2 separate regions of the Mus musculus genome follow, and region 1 is linked to region 2. The links are chromatin loops, found by intact Hi-C in ENCODE. Cell type or tissue: heart. All regions are shown on one strand.

Region 1 (5,000 bases), 82 kb after region 2:
TTAGTGTGAGTTTGTATGGTGTGTATAAGTGTATGTGTGTGAGTGAGTGTGTATGGTATGTGTATGTGTTTGTGTGAGTATGAGTGTGTGTGTGTATATGTGTTAATATGAGTGAGTGTGGATGGTATATGTATGTGTTTGTGTATGTGTGTGAGTATATGTGTTAGTATGTGTGAGTGAGTGTGTGTGGTGTGTGTATGTGAGTGTTTGTGTGTGTATGTGTGTGAGATATGGTGTGTGGTGGTAATTCCTATCCCCAATGCTGTAATAAGAAACAGCTTACTCCAAGGCTAGCGGAACATCAGCTCCAGGACCCTAGCTGCTGTTTTGTACCCTGTTGCAAAACTCTGTACCTAGTTTGGTTTATTTCTTAATGATTTATTTTACTTTTATTAATGTGTCTCTGTGTGTATGTGCACATATGTATAGGTACTCTCAGAGGCCAGAGCGTAGTGTTCGATTTCCTGGAACTATAGCTGAAGGTAGCTGTGAGCTGCCATGTGGGTGCTGGGAACTGAACCCGGGTCCCCTTAAGAGCAGCCAGTGCTCTGTGGAGCCATCTGTCTAGCCTCCTAATTATTATCATTACTATTATTATTTTTACTGTCGTGCCATTGTGTCCTTTTCCTTAGAGAAGGGATGCGGTGTTTGTGCTCCATCACTATGGTGAAATGCCAGTGACAAGCAGCCTATGAGGAGAACAGGTTTATTCAGGTTTAGGATTCTGGAGCCCTGTGGCTTTGGAGCACTGATGAGGGCAACCTGTCATGGCAAGAGGGAGAGGAGACTGGGATCCCACCATCGCCGTTGAGGGTCTCAGTGACCTAAGGGCTTGTCACAGGGTTTGTATCATCCTGAAGACCAAGCTAGGGTCCACCTTCTAATAAGCCACAGCAGTGGGTAGGTTTCATTCCACTTAGACTGTGGGCCCATGTTTGTCTGCTTTGTGCTTGCTTTCCTGCGGGTCATGCCAAACGTACAGAGACCTTAAGACCCTATGTTTTTATCACTTTCCACACACCAAGCAGACCAGCTTCCTAATGCAGATGCTCAAACTCCCCCAGGCTCCCAGAGCGTTCAGAATTGCTTCCCACTCAGACCCTCAGGGCTGCAGCTCTTGCACAAGCGCCTGCTTTGCATTCTGATTTACCCTCACTCCACAACACCTCTGCCTTTATTTAGTCTCTGCCCTGGGATATTTGCTCTGCACACAAATCCTGTGCTCCCCTACTCTTTCCTGGCTCCTCCTCTCCCTCCTGGAATCAGCTTCACTGTCCTCCAGCAGTCATTTCTCGTGCAGATGCAGGTCAGCCAACTTCAAGGACTGGCCCAGCCTCTGTGTGTGTGTGTGTGTGTGTGTGTGTGTGTGTGTGTGTGTGTGTGTGTGTGTGTGTATGACAACACTGGGAAGAGATTCTGTAAGGCTGCTTTTGAAGCCTGTTATAACACTAACTGTTTTGGCCTTAACACCTCCATTTGGTGTCTCAAGAACCGCTTGGCCTCTGCAGAGGGTTGCAGCCACCTGTTTCTGTCCGGCCTTCTGTAGCTTTAGGTAGGTCATCTCACAAGGTCTCATAAGGGGGGCTCAAAGCTCACTTCTTATCCCCCTGAGCACACGGGATGGAAGTCGGTATACTGGTAGGAAAAAGCCAGTACACCATTGAATCATTGCAAGGTGCAAAACCACGTAGGCGATATAATTCTAGAAAAATGTGTCTGGGTGATACCTTAGTGCTGGCTTGGCAGAGGTAACCCTGTCTCTGTGAGGGTGCCGACGAGCAGATCTCTTGGCCTTGTTACCCAACCAGGTGTTGCTAATTAGAGAACCCCAGGCCAGAGAGAGATTCTATCAACAAACCAGGAAGCCAACTGCCAAAAATCCCAGAAAGCCAACAAGGTTGACCTCTGGTTGCTACACATACCAGTACACACGCGCGCGCGCACGTGCGCGTGCGCACACACACACACACACACACACACACACACACACACACCCATACAAAAAGGAACCAGAATACAAAAATGCTTTGACACACAGATGTATTTTTGCTAAGTTCATTGTATATTGAAAATACAGGAAGCAGAAAGGAAGTGTGTTGGTTGTGGCTAACCTATTGGACACCCCAGCCTTGCTTGTAGTCAGCAGCTCCCGTCTTGACCACCGGGCTCACTGGGAGCTGTGGGCCAGTAGTGTGGAGAGAGACTTAGACTATACATTGATAGCCTAGGGAGAGTCTAAAACAAGATCCGCAGTACCGTCTCTCAGGTTTGGTTTCTTGCGATGTCAGACCATTGGGACTTAGGGCTGCCTGTCCTGTCCTGTCCATGTCTTTTAAAAGGTCAGTCACACTGAGAACAGAAGAGTTTCTTTCTACGTGTTGAGTTGTGCCCCGAACCCCGTTCATCTGCCGATGTTGCAATCTGCCACATTCTTAGAATATGACTTATTTGGATATATAATCTTGAAAGAAGTTAACTGAGGTTATTTGTTTGGGCTGTAATTAATCTGACTCTTAAATAAAATTGTTTATTTTGATGGTATGTGCACGTGTGTTTTGCCCGTATACGCGTACCATGACCATGCTTGGGCCCCACGGAGGCTGAAAGAGGGCGTTGGGTCCTCTAGAACCAGAGCTACGAATGTTTATCCCCTGTGTAGATGCTGGGAATTGAACCAAGACTTGTAACCACAGAGCGGTCACTCCGGGTCAGGACACAGAAGAAAAACCCTGTGAAGTTGCGGGAAGACTTGAGCCACTAGCCAATGAGAGGCCTTAGGTTAAGAAACCAGCCCTGTGCATTCATTAATTCTAGAGTTTCAGTCCCAGATTGTGAACAAGAGTATTTTTATTGTGCGAGCCATCCAGCCTGGGGATCTTTGTTAAGGCAGCCCTAGGAAAATCATTCTGTGGACGTCTTCGTAGCTCCTTTTCTATTAGGGAACAGTGCCCTCTGCTGGTTATTTATGGTACTGACTCAAAACGAATGAAATTCATGTGACAACTGTGGAGAATGGGGAGGGGGCTGCATTTAGATGTTCTCTACAGAACTCTCTCTCTCTCTCTCTCTCTCTCTCTCTCTCTCTCTCTCTCTCTCTCTCTCTCTCTCTCTCTCTCTCTCTCTCTCTCTCTCTCTCTCTCTCTCTCTCTCTCTCTCTCTCTCTCTCTCTCTCTCTCTCTCTCTCTCTCTCTCTCTCTCTCTCTCTCTCTCTCTCTCTCTCTCTCTCTCTCTCTCTCTCTCTCTCTCTCTCTCTCTCTCTCTCTCTCTCTCTCTCTCTCTCTCTCTCTCTCTCTCTCTCTCTCACCACTGGGCTCAACAACATATTCATCTTCAATCAGGTGTTAAAATATGATTTCTCCTCTTCCTCTGGGTTCTCAATTGATACAAATTTAACAAATCACAGACAGAAAATATTTGAAAAGAAATTATGTCTGGGCTGGGGAGATGGGCAGTGTGAAACACTCTCTGTAGGAGTGTGAGGACCAGAGTTCAAAGCCCCAGCGTCCCTGGGGAAGCTGTACACATGTGTGTCCCAGTGCAGGCATGCAGGGCAGGCAGATCCCTGGAGCTCACGGGCTGGGCAGTCTAACCAAATGCCTGAGTTCTAGATTCAGCACAAGACCCTGTCTCAGAGGCATGAAGAGGGGTTGAGGGAAGCCACCTGACGCTGACCTCTGACCTCCAAGCTCGTGTACCCACAGCCTCCCTCAAACAAACAAATAACCACTCTCCTAATACCTTCTTGTAAAACTACAGACTTTCACCTTGTCTGTTGCTCCAAGGGATAGTCTGTAAGCGCCGGGTTTTCCAAGCAGAAAATGCTGTCTGGCTGTGGCTTATCATCACCAACTCTCCCTGAGCCCCTGAAGGTCAGGGTCCATCATCAAGGTCAGAGACAAAACTGGGAGCCAAACTCTAGAGCATTTCACATAAAAGGCTAAGCTTTCCTCCGACCTCAGCTTCCTGCTGTTTGTGGGAGCAGCGGCAACCGAGCCGTTTATTTTCCAAAGCCTTATGGTGAAAACGGAAAACATGGCGAGTGCTCGGCTAACCTCTCACACCCTTCTGGCTTTCATTTTTTTATTTATCTTTTTTAAAAAAGTTAATAGTGATGGAAGGGAACCGCTCACAGCTGGATTTCAGATGTTCAAGTCATTCAGCTGTCCCAACAACCTCTACAGAGCCGCTTTCTGTCTTTCAGCCTGTGTCAGACATGGCACAAAGGGCAGAGAATGCCCTTTCCTGGATACACAAGAGAAATCTGACTCAAGCAATGAGGGGTTAGCTTATCCAGCCTTGGCCTCCAGAGCTGTCTGTCCAGGAGTAAGTCTGGCCAGCCTCAACCCCCACTGTCTGTCCAGTAGTTAGTCTGTCCAGCCTCAGCCTCCAGGACTCTGTCTGTCCTTGAGTTAGTCTGTCCAGCCACAGCCTCTAGGACTCTGTCTGTCCAGGCAGCACCTTGGCACGTCCCGGCTGCTGATCTGCAGCTCTCATTAACTCCACAGCTGTCACACTGAACATGAATTTGAGAAGGTCGTCATGCCACGTGAGGGATGTGACAGTGGGGCTAGAGCTCACAGACCTTTCTCAACTACACTTTTCCTTGCGCACCTACTATGTGCTACATCCAAACAGAGTGATGACTCTGACTATGCAAGGTCTTAATGGACTGAAAGGATGCTGGAGGTTTTCAATCCACGGACCACCCCAGTCGGGTACGGGGGGTCCCTGGAATGAGGGTCCTTGAAGCTAGGTGGGTAAGGATTTGGTGGTGACAAACAGAAACAAACACAGAGGCAGTTTGAATCTGTGTATTCTGCAGCTCTCAAGCAGGGGGTTTTATACATTAAAAAAACCAAACATTACATCTCTTAGAAACTATATCCAGTGAGACAATCACAGATACCAACAAAAATCATTTGGCACAGTAAAGCACAAAAATTATCCAAGCATTACAACTTTGAAACTATGTATTCAGTGAATCACAAACAGAACAGGTA
Region 2 (5,000 bases):
GTCCTCATTCTGAGTACTAACTCTGTAGAATGAGTCATGCCAGGTGCTACCACACAGGGAGGAGTAGCAGCGACATAGAGAGCTGCTCCCCAGTAGCACTGGTGGGGCAGAAAGACACGGCTCCAAGGTGATCAAAGGCCTCTAAAAAGAAACGGAGTTAACTTCTGATTTCCTGAACAGGTCTGAGTACCGAGTGAATCCAGCTAGCTGAGAATTAAAAACAGAAGTAACCATTTCCCAGAAAACACTTGTCCAAGCCTACTGGGTTTAGCCCGAGGAGCTGTGGAATGAACGAAGGAGCCAGCTAGCTAGGGTTGTTTCCGCTGCAATTTATTTTGGGGTGTGTATGTGGTGGGGTGAGGTTTGCTGACAAGAGCGTGGTCCTGGGTGCCAGCAGGATCAGTGGATTCTCAATTTTGAGTTGCAATGGGGGCAGCATTAAGTAAAAGTGGCTAAGACAGACTTCATCCAAATGAGATTGCACCTGGTTTATCTTAAAGCCAGTATCAAAGGGGACAGGCACGTTCCTGGGACGGAGAGTGCCAGCGTCACTGTCCCCTAAAACTCTGCCTATGCTGCCAATGGTTTTATTTGTGGCTTGTTGGGGGAACTGTGCATGGAAAACTGACTAGGGCATTTCCATCCCCCTCCACCCCCATGGCTGCAAGGCTGACATCCATAGTGACAGAAAAATGGGGTGCTTTGAAGTTAATCCAGCCACTGGAGCAGGGGGCCCTGTGAAGAAGCACAGTGAACCTGTGGGCAACCCAGGCAACCCGGGGTTGCAGGCTAGAGCCAGCAAAGGAGGCCAGGGATGGGGAGGAGAGGGAGAGAGTTTGTGTCTTGGGCCTTCTGTAAACAGGAGGACACATTCTGCCAGGACATCTTGGTGTCCCAGAGGACACCCTGCTGGTGTTGACCGTGACCCTAACACCTTGAATACTCAGAAATTCTTTTGCCTTGCCTTTGGGGGTTCTTCCTGCCTCCACTCCCTGGCTGTGAAGTTAGCAGCTTTGCCCACATCCTATCAGCACAGCCAGAGCCTCAGCACAGCCACCCACACCATGCGGCTCCAAGGGCTCTGTGGCTGCTTGTTATTCTATGTGGGAGATCCCTGTAGAAGAATAGAGGACCTGGCAAATAACGAGCTTTTAATAGGTAGTGCTTTTTCATCAATATCACATTTAAAAAAAAAAAAAAAAACATGTTCAGTCAGGATGTGATGGTGCATGCCTCTTTTTTTTTTTTTTTTTTTCCGAGACAGGGTTTCTCTGTATAGTCCTGGCTGTCTTGGAACTCACTTTGTAGACCAGGCTGGCCTCGAACTCAGAAATCTGCCTGCCTCTGCCTCCCGAGTGCTGGAATTAAAGGTGTGCACCACCATGCCCGGCGATGCATGCCTTTTTATCTAGCTCTTAGAAGTCTCAGGCAGGAAAACCATGACTTCAAGCCAACCTGTGTTACGTGGTGAGACTATGCTACCTTAAGAGGCAAGAGAAAGAAAACAAGGTTCCAAGCACATCTACGAGGAAGACAACTGTTATCTTAATTCCCCAGACCTTAGAACTCATCTTTGAACTCCTGGATCTCTCCCTGTGAGGCCCCTGCAGGCTCCACAGGGGAGGCGCTCACGATGCCCTATCAGCAAATGCAGACAGCTTCTCAGATGGTTGGGAGCTGCATAGGCAGTGTCCCCTACCTTGGCACCAAGAATGTGACACCTAACGAACACCACCCTTTCTGTAAGCCTGGACAGAAAATGTTATTCATGAGAAAAATAGAGATTGCTGAGACCAAATACCAGCACCAGTTTGCAAGGCCTGAGCAAACTTTTAAAGGGTCTATTTGTTCTTATTTTATAAACATTTGCTTGAATGTATGCTGAGTGTGCACCACATGCATGCCTTGTGGCCAAAGAGGTCAGAAGAGGGCCTCAGCTCCCTGGAGCTGGAGTTACAGGCAGTTGTAAGCTGCCACGTGATTGCTGGGAAGTGAGCCCAAGTCCGCTTCCAGAGCCACGGGTGCTCTTGACTGATAAACCACCTCTCTAGCCCCAGAAGTCACTCTTTGATTTGATTAAACAAGCAAACATGACCATTCGAACGCTTGTTGGCTCACGTAGTCTTTTTGCTTTGGGATTTATTTACGTTATTTGTGTTTTTCTTTTGCCCCACCTTTTAAAGAAAAAAAGTCTTTTTCTCTCTTGTAGGAGTGGTCTTGTCTCTGAATAGTTCTTTTTAGTTCACTTTCACCTTTCCAGCAGGGGTTTAACCTGTCCACTGTGGCCATCTTAGACCTGGTAACTTGTGAGTGTGGGGGACTGCTTGCATAACTTTGGGTTCTAAGCTTGGCCAGCTTTCTTTACTAGGTACCAGTGATAACCTAGCCAGCTGAGACAGTCAACTGTGTTTCCAGGTATTTCCTCACGTCCCCTGGGGGACAAAACCAACTCCCATGGAGAAACACTTCTCTGGTAATGAGAGTGCTCTAGAAATTTGAACATAGTCAACTCCTGTGTGTTTCAGAGAGGTCACGTGTAATTACTCTTTTCCTCCCAAGCAACAAGAAGGCAGAGATCCTTGGATTTAAAATTTTCCCCTTCTGAGGCTAATGAGGCCTTAACCCCAGACAAAGAGCTTCAGACAGCGAAGGGATGTTGACAGTGGGAGTCCTCCCCGGGAAAGTGCGCAGCAATTTGTTATCCAGGACCAAGGGGCCAGCCCCGAAAATGTACATACAAATGCAATCATATAGACTGAGCAGGTCACATTTAGGAATACACACACACACACACACACATGTATACACAGACACATATACATATACACATGTAACAACATTTTTAAAAAGGAGAGACCATGAACTTGAAGGAGTGCAAGATGAGGAATACAGGGAGGTCCAGAGAGATGAAAGGGAAGGGCAAAATGTTGTGATTATATTATATTCTCAAAAATGAAAGAAAAATGAAATGATATAATTAAGCAAAAAGTTCTTTTCTTTCATTTTAGTTACTTTAAATAACTACAGTTGTTCAAAGTTAAAAAAAAAAAAACCAAACTGTATTTTTTAGATGGGTGTCATGTAGCCCAGGCTGGCCTCAAGTCCACTATGTAGCTCAGGTTGACCTTAGCTCCTATCAGTTTTCCAACTGTCTCTTGGGTGGGGTAAAGTATGGTCCACCATGCCTGGATTTTATCTTTAGTTGCAAAGCTGTCTCTATTTGTTGTGTAAAACATAAACATTTAAAATGTGTATGCATTATGAGATGACTAACTTAATTAACATAGGTATTATTCTATAGATAAGATTTAATGTTGCTATAATGTAAAATTTGTTCTCTTAGTGGCTTGCAAACAGTTTCATATTCATATTCTTGATCATGGGAATCAAGAGGACCCTGCTCCAATGCTATACTATAGAGGGCTTGTTTGAACTGTTGCTGTTTGATATAATGAACCAATATTTGTTTTGATTGGCCAGTGTACTTCCCAGGCTTTTCCTGTATTCGAAAATAGCACCCCTTCCCTCTGAGGTCAGTTTCCTTCTTCCTAAAATAATGCCAAAGATCTTTAATAAAGGTCCTTTGAAATCAAAGCCTCTCGCTTTTGTTTGTCTGAGTCTTCATTGTATTTCTTTTCCTGGCATTTTTGCAGTAATTTTCCTGAAAAAAAAAAAAAACACGCAGTAGCGTAAACAAGGCCAGGTGGACTGGGTTTGAATGCATTCAGGAGGAATTCCACCCCTCCAGGCCTCTCTGTAAGGTTGTGTTTCCCTTCAAGAAAGTCTGCCATCTCTGTTCTCCATATCCAGCAGGTTCACTCTCACGTGATCTCTCCATTTTTGCATCTTGAACAGATTGGGGTTTGAGATTTCTAACTTGTATCTATTGGCCATTTAGACACTGGCACTTTGCCTTTGCTGGATAGTTTGTCTGCTCTTCTCCGACTCTGGCTAGCCTCATGACAGAGCTCCTCTCTCCTTCCTTGTCTCGCATTGCAACTGTCTTTCTGTTCTCCTCCCTGCTCTGGAAAATCATTAGTCTTAATAGCAAGATGCTCTGCATACAGACAACACACTTTTGCCTAGAATATCCTAAATATTCTACTCTAAAGCTATTTAGTTAGACAACATTCTTAAGATATGATTTTAGGATAACTGTATTTCTGCAAAGATACAGTTTATGAAATGCTAGTCTCTTATACTGTGAAATATTTTTTAGGTGAGCGTCACATCAGGAGAGATGGCGCAGAGCAGTAGTTTGCTCTCTGGAATGTGGTGGGCCTCCACTGATCCATTGGAGGTGGTATGAGAAGAAAACAACAGACAAACAAACACACAGACAAACAAACAAACTGAGGTCTTCCTACCCCAAACTGCCTTTGAACTTGAAAGGAGACAACATCTTCCCTGGGTTGACAGCCTGGTGCTCTGTAGTGAGAATTTTGGTTTCTTTAAAAACAAAGAAATGTGATGGAAATATGTTTTTGTCCCAGGTATGGGATGTGGGGTTGCTTCCGGATGTTCACAGCAGCAGACTATGATTTACCTCGTGCTCTGGCAGGGTCATTTTGCCAGTTGCAAATAGTTTTTTGCAAGTATATGACATTTGGAATTATGGGGACTATTGAGAGAGTATATAAATGCAAGGGTCCTGATCCTGAGAGGGGTGTGGGTGCTGCTGCTGCTCTTCCCGCTGCTGTCTGCTGGATTCTGTCTGCTGTGTCTGCTGTCTGCTTTCTGCTGTCTGCTGTCTGCTATCTGCTGTCTACCTGCTGGATTCTGTCTGTTCTCTGCTGTCTGCTATCTGCTGGATTCTGTCTGTTGTCTGCTGTCTGCTGTCTGCTGTCTGCTGTCTACCTGCTGGATTCTGTCTGTTCTCTGCTGTCTGCTATCTGCTGGATTCTGTCTGCTGTCTGCTGTCTGCTGTCTGCTGTCTGCTGTCTGCTGTCTGCTGTCTGCTGTCTGCTGTCTGCTGTCTGCTGTCTGCTGGATTCTGGTTG

The links. Hi-C counts contacts between places; a loop is a spot of excess contacts. Peaks named below come from ENCODE experiments on the same cell type or tissue, not always from the same donor. Only the 100,000 strongest peaks of a DNase experiment are listed, where the experiment ranks them.
Region 1: it touches region 2 in a loop (7-fold over the local background); 13 of 42 quality-filtered maps call a loop at or near these places.

Annotation. Positions count from the first base shown.
Region 1 is chr16:91,356,582-91,361,581 of GRCm38, reverse strand. No RefSeq gene overlaps it. Among named protein-coding and RNA genes, the nearest start is that of Ifnar2, 14 kb to the left of the region's middle. In heart, a CTCF peak has its summit at 2,947 (motif pointing left); DNase peaks (open chromatin) are centred at 2,185 and 2,751.
Region 2 is chr16:91,438,605-91,443,604 of GRCm38, reverse strand. No RefSeq gene overlaps it. Among named protein-coding and RNA genes, the nearest start is that of A930006K02Rik, 24 kb to the left of the region's middle. In heart, a CTCF peak has its summit at 1,926 (motif pointing right); a DNase peak (open chromatin) is centred at 1,974; H3K27ac peaks cover 2,891 bases.